Linked DNA regions of Mus musculus: region 2 is linked to region 1. The links are chromatin loops, found by intact Hi-C in ENCODE. Cell type or tissue: heart. All regions are shown on one strand. Links, peaks and the distances in the headings refer to the core of each region. The heading gives the core; the rest is flanking DNA.

Region 1 (5,366 bases), core at 173-5,172:
GGCTCGGCTGCACTGATATGTGCATCTGATACCTGACGGTGCCTTGTCCCTGGATCGTAGCACATGACGCAGGCAGTGTGCAGCTGGGATTAACACTCTAACTGTGACTAGATGAACTTGGGGTCTAACCTTGAGTCTTTCTTGACCCTGAGGTACCTTCCTCAGTCATCTGGCTTGCCAGTGAGCTGCAGAGATCCTTGATCTCCACCTCTGCTCTGTTGGGGTTACAGGCGTTTTGCTTTAAGACTTATTTTATTTTTACTTATATGCATGTGTGTGTATCTGTGTGAGCATCTGCCATTTGTGTGCTGGTGCCAGGGAGGCCAGATGGAGGTGTCAGAACCCCCGGAGCTGGAGTTTCAGATGGCTGTCAGATCAGTACTAGAAACTGGATTTAGGTCCTTCTGAAAGAGCAGCAAGTGCTCCTAACTGCACAGCCATTTCTCCAGCCTCACACTGGACTTTTACATGGGCTCTGGGGACCCAAATTCAGGCCCTCATGCATTCACAGAAAACGCTTCATACACTGAGCCATCTCTCCAACTCCAACTTTTTTGGTTTTTAAATATACTTCATAGAAAATACTCTCTATCTTGATTCTTAAACTTTGGGAGTATCCACTAACTGCTGGGCTCTCCTTGGCTGGGCTCCAGCCCTGAGAGGAGGGATACAGGCTACAGGAGCACCTAGGGAGCTGACGCCGATCATCACCCACGATGCTCTACTGGCTTGTCTGGTTTCCCAATTGGGCTGAGGTGCAATGCTCTTCCATGGTTCTCCCATCATGCAGGAGGGCATCACTGTCTCTTCCTGAAAATCAGGGCTGGCACAAGAACCAGGGAGAGAGGAGGCCAGAGGAACTAGCATATAGTCTCTTCTCAGCATGGAACCAGATGAGACAGGGGCTGGTGCAGGGGAAAGAGACACTTGAACTATGTCAAATGAAGATTTACCACCTCAGTCTTTAGCCATTACCATTACTACAGGGCACCAGTAAGGATGGAAAGGAAAAGTATTAGCCCAGGACCCCCAGGACCAAGTTCTCAGGCCAAGTTCTCAGCACAAAGATTTATTTTCCCCAGAGGGACACAGGGCAGGGATAAAGGACAAAGATAGGAGTTAGAGGAAGGGAGGGAGAAGGAGAAAGGAGGAGAGGAGAGGAAAGAGACAAGGGAGAGAGGGAAGGGTATTTGTTCCAGGGAAAGACGGGACAAAGGATTCTCTGGATAGAGAGGAGACAGATGTGGCCCATAAGAAAATGGGAGTTTATAAAGGCACAAGGGGAAACCCCAAGTCAGGATGAGATGATTAATTTTAATAGGGCATGTTAATTAGATGACCCAAAGGGGGGCTTTTGATTGCTGGACTTCAGTACTTTGATAGTTGGACCTCAATAGCTGGCTTCAGGAAGGGAAAGTGGCCAGATAATGGGATAGACCTTGGTGGTTGCTTTAAGAATGTAATCTAATGGTCTTTCGCAAGGCTGAGGAAACCCTGAAGAAGGGTAAGGCCTGCCAGAGCCATGCTCACATGCTCAAGCTGACCAGGGTCCCTTCAAGGACAATCGCTTCATTTAATGGCTGGGGAGTCTGGGTCAGTTTCTTAGTCCAAAGGGTTCCCCTACATCCTGCTTTGACCTTGGTCCTGAGCTCTTTGGGTCAGAGGACACCCAGTGGCTGCCTCTTTTTCCTCATCTGTCTGCAGCCTCTGCAGCTGACCTCCCAGAAGTCTGAGAAATCTAATTCTGCCCCATCCTGGGGAAGACCCATGAATTCAGCAAGGAAAACACACTTTGTGGGAGTTAATAAGACAATTTAATATGTTTCTCTCCCCCTCCCCGCCAGCCTTGATCTTAAACAGGCTAGCAAGTGATCAGAGTCTTCCTTTAAGTAATTTAGGGAAGGCATTTGAAATTCCCATCTGCCCTACTCCCCAGCCAGCAACATTTCTTGTCACCAGCTAACAGCATTTAAAATATTTACAGCCCTTTCTTTGCCCTGGGGGTATTTCGGAATAAATCATTGTTACAGCCAATAAATCAAAAATTAATCTCCAAAAAGCTCAATGCCTGTCTTACCCTTCAAATAACAAGTAGCAGACTCTATCCAAGGGCTATGACATCAGCTCATTCGGCGTGGCCTTCACACCTGGAGGAGGAGGTGAATTACAGGTAGAGAAAGTGAGAGCTCCACACTGCCCCCTGGTGGAGCTGGTCCTGTGCCAGTGCAGCTCAGCCTGGGACTCAAACCCTAACCTTTACTCTGCCCAACACGCCCTTTTGTTCTAGGAAAAAAAAAAGTCACCTCCGTTTCATTTTATGACTTTTCTTTCCCTCCATTTAAAAATTCTTTCATCTCCCCCCGTCTCTTCTTTCCCTCCAATCTGGTCTTTTCCCTTAAATTCTACTAATACTTTCTTTTCCTTTCTCTCTCTTTCCTTTATGAGTCCCCCAGCCCTCAGCCCCACCCCCACCCCTGCTTTCTCCTTTGCTTCTCTCTGGCACTGGAAATCAAGATAGCCTGGGGATCCATCCCGTATACAGTCACCAAACGCAGACATTATCGAGGATGCTAACAAGTGCTTGCTGACAGAAGCCTGTTATAGTTGTCTCCTAAGAGGCTCTGCTATTGCCTGACAAATACAGAGGTGGATGCTCGCAGCCAACCATTGGACTGAGCACAAGGTCCCCAATGGAGGAGCTAGAGAAAGTACCCAAGGAGCTGAAGGGGTTTGCAGCCCTATAGGAGGAACAACAATATGAGCTAACCAGTATCTCCAGAGCTCCCAGGGACTAAACCACCAACCAAAGAGTACCATGGAGGGACACATGGCTCCAGCTGCATGTGTAGCAGAGGATGGCCTTGTTGGTCATCAATGAGAGGAGAGGCCCTTGGTCCTGTGAAGGCTTGATGCCCCCGTATAGGGGAATGCCAAGGCAAGGAAGAGGAAGTGGGTGGGTTGGTGAGCAGGGGGAGGGGAGGGGATAGGGGTTTTTCAGAGGGGAAACCAGGAAAGGGGATAACATTTTAAATGTAAATAAAATATATAATAAAAAACATTTCTTGATTAAAAAGAAAAGAAAGCAAAGCAAAGGGAGAAGGGGAGGGAGAGGGAGAGGGGGGAGAAGGAGAAGGAGAAGGAGAAGGAGAAGGAGAAGGAGAAGAAGAAGAAGAAGAAGAAGAAGAAGAAGAAGAAGAAGAAGAAGAAGAAGAAGGAAGAAGAAGAAGAAGAAGAAGAAGAAGAAGAAGAAGAAGAAGAAGAAGAAGGAAGAAGAAGGAAGAAGAAGAAGAAGAAGAAGAAGAAGAAGAAGAAGAAGAAGAAGAAGAAGAAGAAGAAGAAGAAGAAAAGTAGAAGAAAAGTTAGAACTTCAACTTTCCAGTGGCTATTGCACCAAGCAGCTATGGCTCCCTGCATGAGGCTGAGCTCACCCACATTCTGTCAAGGAGGCAGGAGAGACTCAGAAAGCCAGCTTTCCTGAGGACTTATGGACCACTAAGTCACAGGCAGAGGGGCAGTCTACAGTGGTTTAAACACTTAGGCTTGCTGGTGCTCGTGTAAATAACCCCACACCCTTGTTCTTGTAGATAACCCTAATTAAATATGGGGATATGTGAAAATAGGAGAGAGGGACTTTGTGGGAGAAGGGGGTTCAGAGGGAGGGTAAGGGGTCAAGACAGGGGGGAATGGGAAGGAATATATCAAAGGATGTATGAATGAAGTTGCAAAAGGATAAACTTTTTAAAGGGCTATTAAGGATGAAATTGATTAATCACTCCAGCAGTAACTAGTGGTGTCACCATCGTTTGACTGACAAGGAAACTTGAGTGTTAGAGTTTGGATGTGAAATGTCCTGTGGGCTCACCTGTCAGTTAGAACACTCGGTCTCCAGCTCGTAGCACTGTTTGGGAAGGCTGTGGAACCATTAGGACAGTGGTCCTCAACCTTCCTAATGCTCTTTAATCCCTAGTGAACCTGTTGTCCTCGTAAGTTGCTTATTGTTGGACATTTGTTCACACTGGCAGGAAAAGCAGGACTCTGAGGCCCAGCGAACCAGCAAAGTGTGTAGACTGTAGGCACCGCACACCCACAGAAGTCACAGTAAGTGAATTTAGAACTAGTGAAACTCTAAAATCCTGTGCAGGGTAAGTATGTGCTCTAGTCCCAGCCACCAAGCTGCATCCCCAGCCCCGCTGAAGTGCCACCCGCCTCTTTTTGTGGTGGTTTTGAGATAGGGTTTTGCTATATAGCCTAGGCTTGCCTGAAACTCACTGTGCAGCCTAGGCTGTCCTCAAACCCACAGTCATCCTCCCATCTCTACCTCCCAAGTGCTGGGATTACAGGTGTGAGCCACCATACGTGGCTCTCTGAGGCTTCTCAATCTAGAAAGTGACTCTTTAAAATCTGCGTTTGGACATATTTATTTACAGAAATTAGATGTGAATTCTCTGCACTTTGTCAATTCCAGGTGGTAGATATACAGATATTTATTGGGTTCATTTCCAGTGCTCTTTCTCTGTGTATGAACTAGTTCATAATCTTGTCATTTAAAAAAAAAAAAGCAAAAGAGGCTCTCGTTCTTGGGGCTATGTGGAGAATAGGGGCCTCAAGGGTCTAGAAAAGACTCTTTAATGGGAGTTCCCACAGACATGGTGGGATGGTATAGATAAAGGCCTTGGCAGTGGACAGGAAAGACATGGGCTACCTCCAAAGGGTGGCTTCACACTTGGCAACCTGCTGGGGGAGGGCGGAAGAGTGGAAGGCTTTGGGCTTAGGATGGTGTAGGTGAGGCAGGGTTGCTAGGCAGAATAGGAAGTAACTGATGCCTGCTCTGAAGCCCATGGGTTGTTTTCCATCTGTGTTTAAAGCCAAACTGAAGAATGGACAGGGAGCTAAAGTGGGTAAAGAGAAGACCATTTCAGAAGAGTGTGGTATGAGAAGAAACCTAAGGAGGAGCCCAGGAGAAGCTCAGAAACAGGGAGTGTGGCAAGTGTGGCCTCTCTAAAAGGCTCCCCCTTTGTAGAGCCAACTGCCTTTTACTTCTGATCCTAAGTTTCTCAGTGAACCTCACATTTGCAGGATGTCAAAAGAAATGGTGTTGGCACCGTTCTACTCTCTGACAAATAAACGCCTGGCAGCCACCTAAAGGAGGGACGAAAGGGTTCATCTCATTTAAGGTTTCAGACCTCACCAGTCCATCACGAGGGTAGGGAGTAGGGGACATTGCCTGCAGGGGTGGCTGAGTCAGGAACAGCCAGAACTTGGGAGAATATGAATGTGGTAGTCTACCAGAATGCAGGTGAGAACCCAAGATGGGTTCAGACTGATCTACCTCGGCTACCTTCCTCTAGTGACCTGCTTCCACCTAC
Region 2 (5,366 bases), core at 292-5,291, 110 kb after region 1:
CCTGAGGCCTTATGCACACCAGGCCAGAGCTGTTCCTCTGAGCCACACACATCCCTTTTTTACTTTTGGTTTGAAGCAAGGTCTTGATAAGTTACCCAGGTGTATAGCCTTTCTGCCTCATCCTCTAAAACAGCTGGGGTTGCGGCATCTCTATGCCTGTTGGGACTTTTCAGTTAGATGACACATAAGTGAGATCACTACCCTTGCCCTACAGGACACAGTCAGCAAATGCCCATTGCTACTCTTGACTAAGAGATCTCTATGAATTAACTTAAACATTACTATTTTTACACCAGGAAGAGACACTCAATAACCTTCCCAAAGCTACACAGTGTGTGGTCCAGCAAGGTTCAGGCCCAGATCTCCCCGAGTCTATAAATTCTTTCCCACTTCGTTATAAGAAATTTTGTCCTAATAGCTCATGTGGTTTTCCCATACATCAGGGTCTGCCAATCCAGGATCAGCCATTAGCTAGTATTACTTGTTCACTAATTAGTTATTACCAGATGTGGTGGCATATGCTCATGATGCCAGCACTGAGAAGGCTGAGGCAGGAGGATCACACAGATAGCCTGGGCTACAGAGACCCTGTCTCAAAAACTGCAACAGTGACAGAAGCAACCAGTTGTTGGGTATCCACAGTAACATCTTGGTTTCATCTCAGTGCTGCCTGGGTCAGGCACAGCCTTCCACCAGAGTTTGTGCTCCAGTTGGGCTAAGACACACTTGGTGGTGTGGGTAATAGGAGGCAGAGGGTTGTGAGTGCCAGCTCAGACCTGGAGCTGGGGAAGGAGTTGGCAAACATCTCCTCTTATTTGGACATCCATCCGCATATGTTGATGGTCTTGAGGCTGGGAACGTCATTCCACTGATTTGACAAGTAGCAAGATCAGACTCAAAAGCTTGGTGCTCCCATGCAGAATTCTTCTACTCCCTTGGGCCCAACCCAGTCTCCCTTACAAAGGCTCTTCTTTCTCAGTGCTCCTTCATTTCCTGTCTTTACGGCAGCCACCCTCCCAGCCTCTGGCCTTTCTTCATCCTAAATCACTCTGTACAGGGCCACAGATGAGTTTCTAGATCTTGGTCTCAGGCTCTCCCACTCTGCATAACTGAGGTCATACTACCCGTGCAAGAGTGCTGCCAGGATGACGACCTGAATTCCATCCGCTCCCAGCCTCCATTTGCTGGGCTGTTAAATGGGGACGTATGTCAGCCTGATACAGAGCTGTGTGAAAAGGCTTGGTGTCTCTTAGTTCATCTCTAGCTCTCCTCCACTGCCTGGTCCCCCACTCCCAGCCCCCACCTTCCAGACAACCTATTCTATTTTGCTTGCCTCAACTTTCCTGCCTTGCTAGTCCCCATTTTCTCTGCCAGTTTAAATCCTATCGGTCCAGCTGGGCTCAGCTGGAAGCTCGGCTCCTCTATAAAACCTCCCATGAATAACCAGAGCCCAGAACAGCGTTTTCAATCTGTGTTTCTATGGCACCTTCCATTGCCTTGAAATGCTAAAATTTGTTTCAAGTACTTCCACCCCGTCCTTCTCGGCTCCCGAGGGCCATTATATCCCACAGCAGGGGTGGCGGGTGGAGACCAGCGAGTAGTTCTGCTGGTATTTAGTATGTGCTTACTGGAAGGATTAAGGGGCCAACTCTGTCTATACAGAACACAGAACTTCCAAGTCCACTCGACAAGGCTGTAGGCATGGCTGTCACTGCTGGTTGTATTCTTAGAATAAACAGAACCCAGAAGCCCTGTGTCTGGCCAGGGACACTAATCTAAAGCCAGTCATGAAGAATGGCCCCCTAAAGAAGCCCCGACTTGCAGAAGTCCCTACACCTTGAGCCCCATCTTCTCTCATCTTGACTTTCCAGGCTCTGATTGGGTGTGGCGTGCTATGAAGCTTAGCTCTGGTACCTATTCTTAGTGGGCCACACTGAAGGCCTCTCAAAGACTTGGGCCTGAAGCCTTCACTGCAGCAGACCTACTCTTCAAGTAAGCCCCAATGTGTGCTGGTGACCCCAATTTTCTGAGCCACCAAGCAGTAGCCCAGCACCCATTTTCTGGGTCCTGCTTTACCTCCTAGTTTCATGGCTTCACGATGACCAGCCTGCAGGTGTAGAACCCTGCGGCCAAGTCCCTGTGTAGACCTGTCAGCGCCTCCCTTAATCCCTCTGAGACTAACCATGTGCCAGGAGACTGGAAGCAGTACTGAAAAGGCTACAGAAGAGCCGCCAGTGCCCATGGACAAACTCGCCCACGGCTTTTGTCCTGTCCACCGTTAACTTGGGGAGGGTAGTACCGTGCAAAAATGTGGTCACAGCCTTAAGCGGTGCCTATGAGCCACACCTGTCCTACAAGCTGAATTTCCCATCTGTTCTCTTGGCTTTTGCAAGAGAGTGGGAGGGAGCATCAGCAATGCCACTTATTTCTCCCCTGACCCCCAAGCGCTATGCCCTTCTCCCTCTCTTCCATAAGCCTTGGGTCTTGATGCAGAAGGACCGCTCAAACTACAGCATCGGGCCCCACCCAACTCCTTCCTCTGGGATGTGTGCAAGTGAGGCAGAAGGGGCTTCTGGCCACTCAGGAGTTAAAATGGCAGCGGGACTGGAGGGGGTTGGCGTGGCAAGCAGACAGGGAGGAGGCGACCGGAGTGGGCTAGGGAGGTTGGGAGCGCGGCGGAGCAGCTAGTGAGGAGGACGAGCGCGAGCAGCCAGGAGGGAGGAGGCGCGGCGGGGGCGCCGGGCGCCGCGGGCCTGCTCCGTGCTCCGCAGACGCGCGGCGCTCCGGGAGCGCCGGCCCTGGCCGCCAACCTCCAGCCGCGGCGCGCAGGATTGGGGACACTGTCATTCTGCTGACGCCCTCGCAGGCTCAGCGTTGAGACCACTCCCAGGACAAGTGTAGGTTGGGGAAGGCGCCCGGCGAGCCTCCCGGGCCTGGGTAGCAGCGCGCCGTGGAGCAGCGATCCCAGCCGGGAGGCGAGTGACGGACATAGGACAGCGCCCGCGCGGTGAGTGTGCGGCTCCCTGGCGGCCGGGACTGTGGACTCCGAGGACGCTGGCTTGGCCTTGAGGGTCGCCGAGATCCTGTCCCCGCGGCCCGGGCTTTGATGACCCGATGGGGGAGGGGAGCGCGGCCGCGACCGCGGCGGTCGCCGAGATGCCTGCAGGAGAGCTGGTGATTTGGGGAGAAGGCCGGGAGGGGCGAAGGAAGGAGAGCTAGAGAATGCAAAGGAGGTGGCCGCTGCGCTGGCTGGACCGGAGCTGCGGGGGAGAGGGTCGGGGCCTGAACCAACTGGGAGAGGCCCCAACCCCTCAAACTGTTGCTGGGTAGCGGGGAGCCCTGGAGATGCAGAGGAGCCAAAGAGGTGGCCCCGGGGTTAGAGAGGGCGTGACAGAGGAGAACTCGCAGGATGGAAGCGCACTAGAGCCTAGGGGACTTTCCCTTCCTGGGAGCTCGGGTGGTGGCCGTGCAAAAAAGACAGGGTGGCCTTGGTTGGGTCTGTACAAAGTATCTGGCACCGAGAGTCAGGCTCCTCCCGGGCGGGAGACTAGGGTCTGACTGCAGTCTAAGATGGGACTTTTGGGTGGGGGAGGGGTCGGCCGGGCTAAGCCTGGGCGCTGTGCGGTTTAAAGCAGCTCTGAGGCCACCGCATCATGCCAGGGACAGGCTGGGCTGGCCAGCCACAGGTGGGCCGTCTGTCCTGCTGGCATGACAGGGTTGTGCGGGCGCAGACTGCCCAGCCAGCCAAGATCCTCGAGCGGCGGGGTGAGGCAGCTGAACTGAGCCGCTGAAGGAGAGAACTGGACCCCGGGGGTGGGCCCTAGCAGGGTGTTGCAATGCTCCCGGCTGCCCCTGCCCTTCCTCCCCCACCAAATGAACAGGAAGGAAAATGTCAGCTGGGCTTTGTGCTCTGTTCCTCAGGCTGCCGCAGCTCCCATCTGTTGAAGCCAACGCAGCTTCTAATTGGGCGACTGGCAGGGCTTGGAGGAGGGTGGGCTGGGCACAGCGCTGGCTGCCGCTGGTTGCCAGAGATGGACTGGCTGCCGTCTGCTTGAAGACCCCAGGAGGCAGGAGGGCACTGGAGAGAGCAGCCAGGTCAGGACAACAGGAGTGGCCTTTTGCCAGCGTCTTCACCATTATCTAGGGGACCCAGGAGCAAATATCTACCCGTCCTTACTTATCCAGAATGATTGACAGGCTTCATGAGCCTCGCCATCACTCTGGACAGTATTCTCTTTCTGAGGGAGAAGCGAGCAACCTCCTGTCAGTGGCCGCTGGGCTCCTTGAACAGTCCTCCAAAGAGCAGGGAGGACCAGGGCTGTGTGCACAATGCGAAGGCTCCCTGGCCAATGGGTCTTCTGCCTACCTTGTGGTGGCTTGACCCACTTTCCTGGCCAGGAGACGTTGTGAAGAAGCGGAAGGGAGAAGCACAGCTCGGGGTCTGTGCCTCTCTGGCCTTCTTCCATCCCTGGACTGCCTCAGATGTTGCCTGCTGCCTGTTTAGGGGGCCTGGGGCCTAGGGCAGAATGTTATTTGGAAAGGGTCGAGTTGAAAAACTCTCTGGCACCTCAGGGATTTTAACCATTCCCAGAGTCTGGCACCTAGAAGCACCCCCCAAACCAGATCTCCTGCCAGAGCTTACCCTGCCGGAGACATGGAATGGCAATAAGAACTGAGAGATTGGGGCCTCATTGAGCTAAGCTAGGCCAGCAGAATACTTCCTAACTGCCCACATCTGCCCCGTCCCTCCTTTCCTTTTCCCTCCTCCTGAAGCACCTCTCCCTCTCCCTTTGCTCTCACACTACACTGCTCATCCTCTCCCGACCATCCTCCAAGTTTACCTTCCTTCCTCTCCTCCAGGTTTCTACCTCCACCTTTATCTTTCTGTAAAATGCAGCTTAAACCACAAGCCAGGCACACAATGGCTTCTTCGCCTCTTGACAGCCTCTTGACAGCCTCTTGACAGTGGGTGCACAGGTACCACTGTCCCTGGCACATCCCCTTTGCAGAGAGGACCAGGCTGACAGGTCTGGCACCTGAATTTCCTTGTTTCCCTTTGCCCTACCATTCACTCACTTGCTCCTCCCCCTCCTCCTCTCTACCCCCTTGTTTCTTTTATTTGAAGGGAAGGAGGAAACTCCTTGCTTTTGTAAAACTTATTTGTCCATCAACTACTTACTAAACACCTACTATGTGACTGTCTTAAGTGTGGAGGTTACAAGTAATAGACAAACCTCGTAGGCAGAGCTGAACTTGTATTTGAACTTGATAGTTATTTAGTTCCATGCCCACCAGTTTCTTTCAAAGGTGTGGTGGAGGGAAATGAGGAGTATTAATAACCCCAGCAAATTAGCATCATAATCACA

What was found. Peaks named below come from ENCODE experiments on the same cell type or tissue, not always from the same donor. Only the 100,000 strongest peaks of a DNase experiment are listed, where the experiment ranks them.
Region 2: it touches region 1 in a loop (1.9-fold over the local background); 2 of 42 quality-filtered maps call a loop at or near these places.

What each region holds. Positions count from the first base shown.
Region 1 is chr1:132,769,438-132,774,803 of GRCm38, forward strand. No RefSeq gene overlaps it. Among named protein-coding and RNA genes, the nearest start is that of Gm31101, 15 kb to the right of the region's middle. In heart, for the core only: a CTCF peak has its summit at 2,205 (motif pointing left); no DNase peak of the experiment used is centred there; H3K27me3 peaks cover 498 bases.
Region 2 is chr1:132,877,669-132,883,034 of GRCm38, forward strand. It overlaps Lrrn2 (leucine rich repeat protein 2, neuronal), which reads left to right and starts at 2,687. Exons shown (of 2, transcript NM_010732.4): 1 at 2,687-3,007. In heart, for the core only: no CTCF peak of the experiment used is centred there; DNase peaks (open chromatin) are centred at 2,663, 2,913, 3,193, 3,863 and 2 weaker places; H3K4me3 peaks cover 2,351 bases; H3K27ac peaks cover 1,491 bases; H3K27me3 peaks cover 4,225 bases.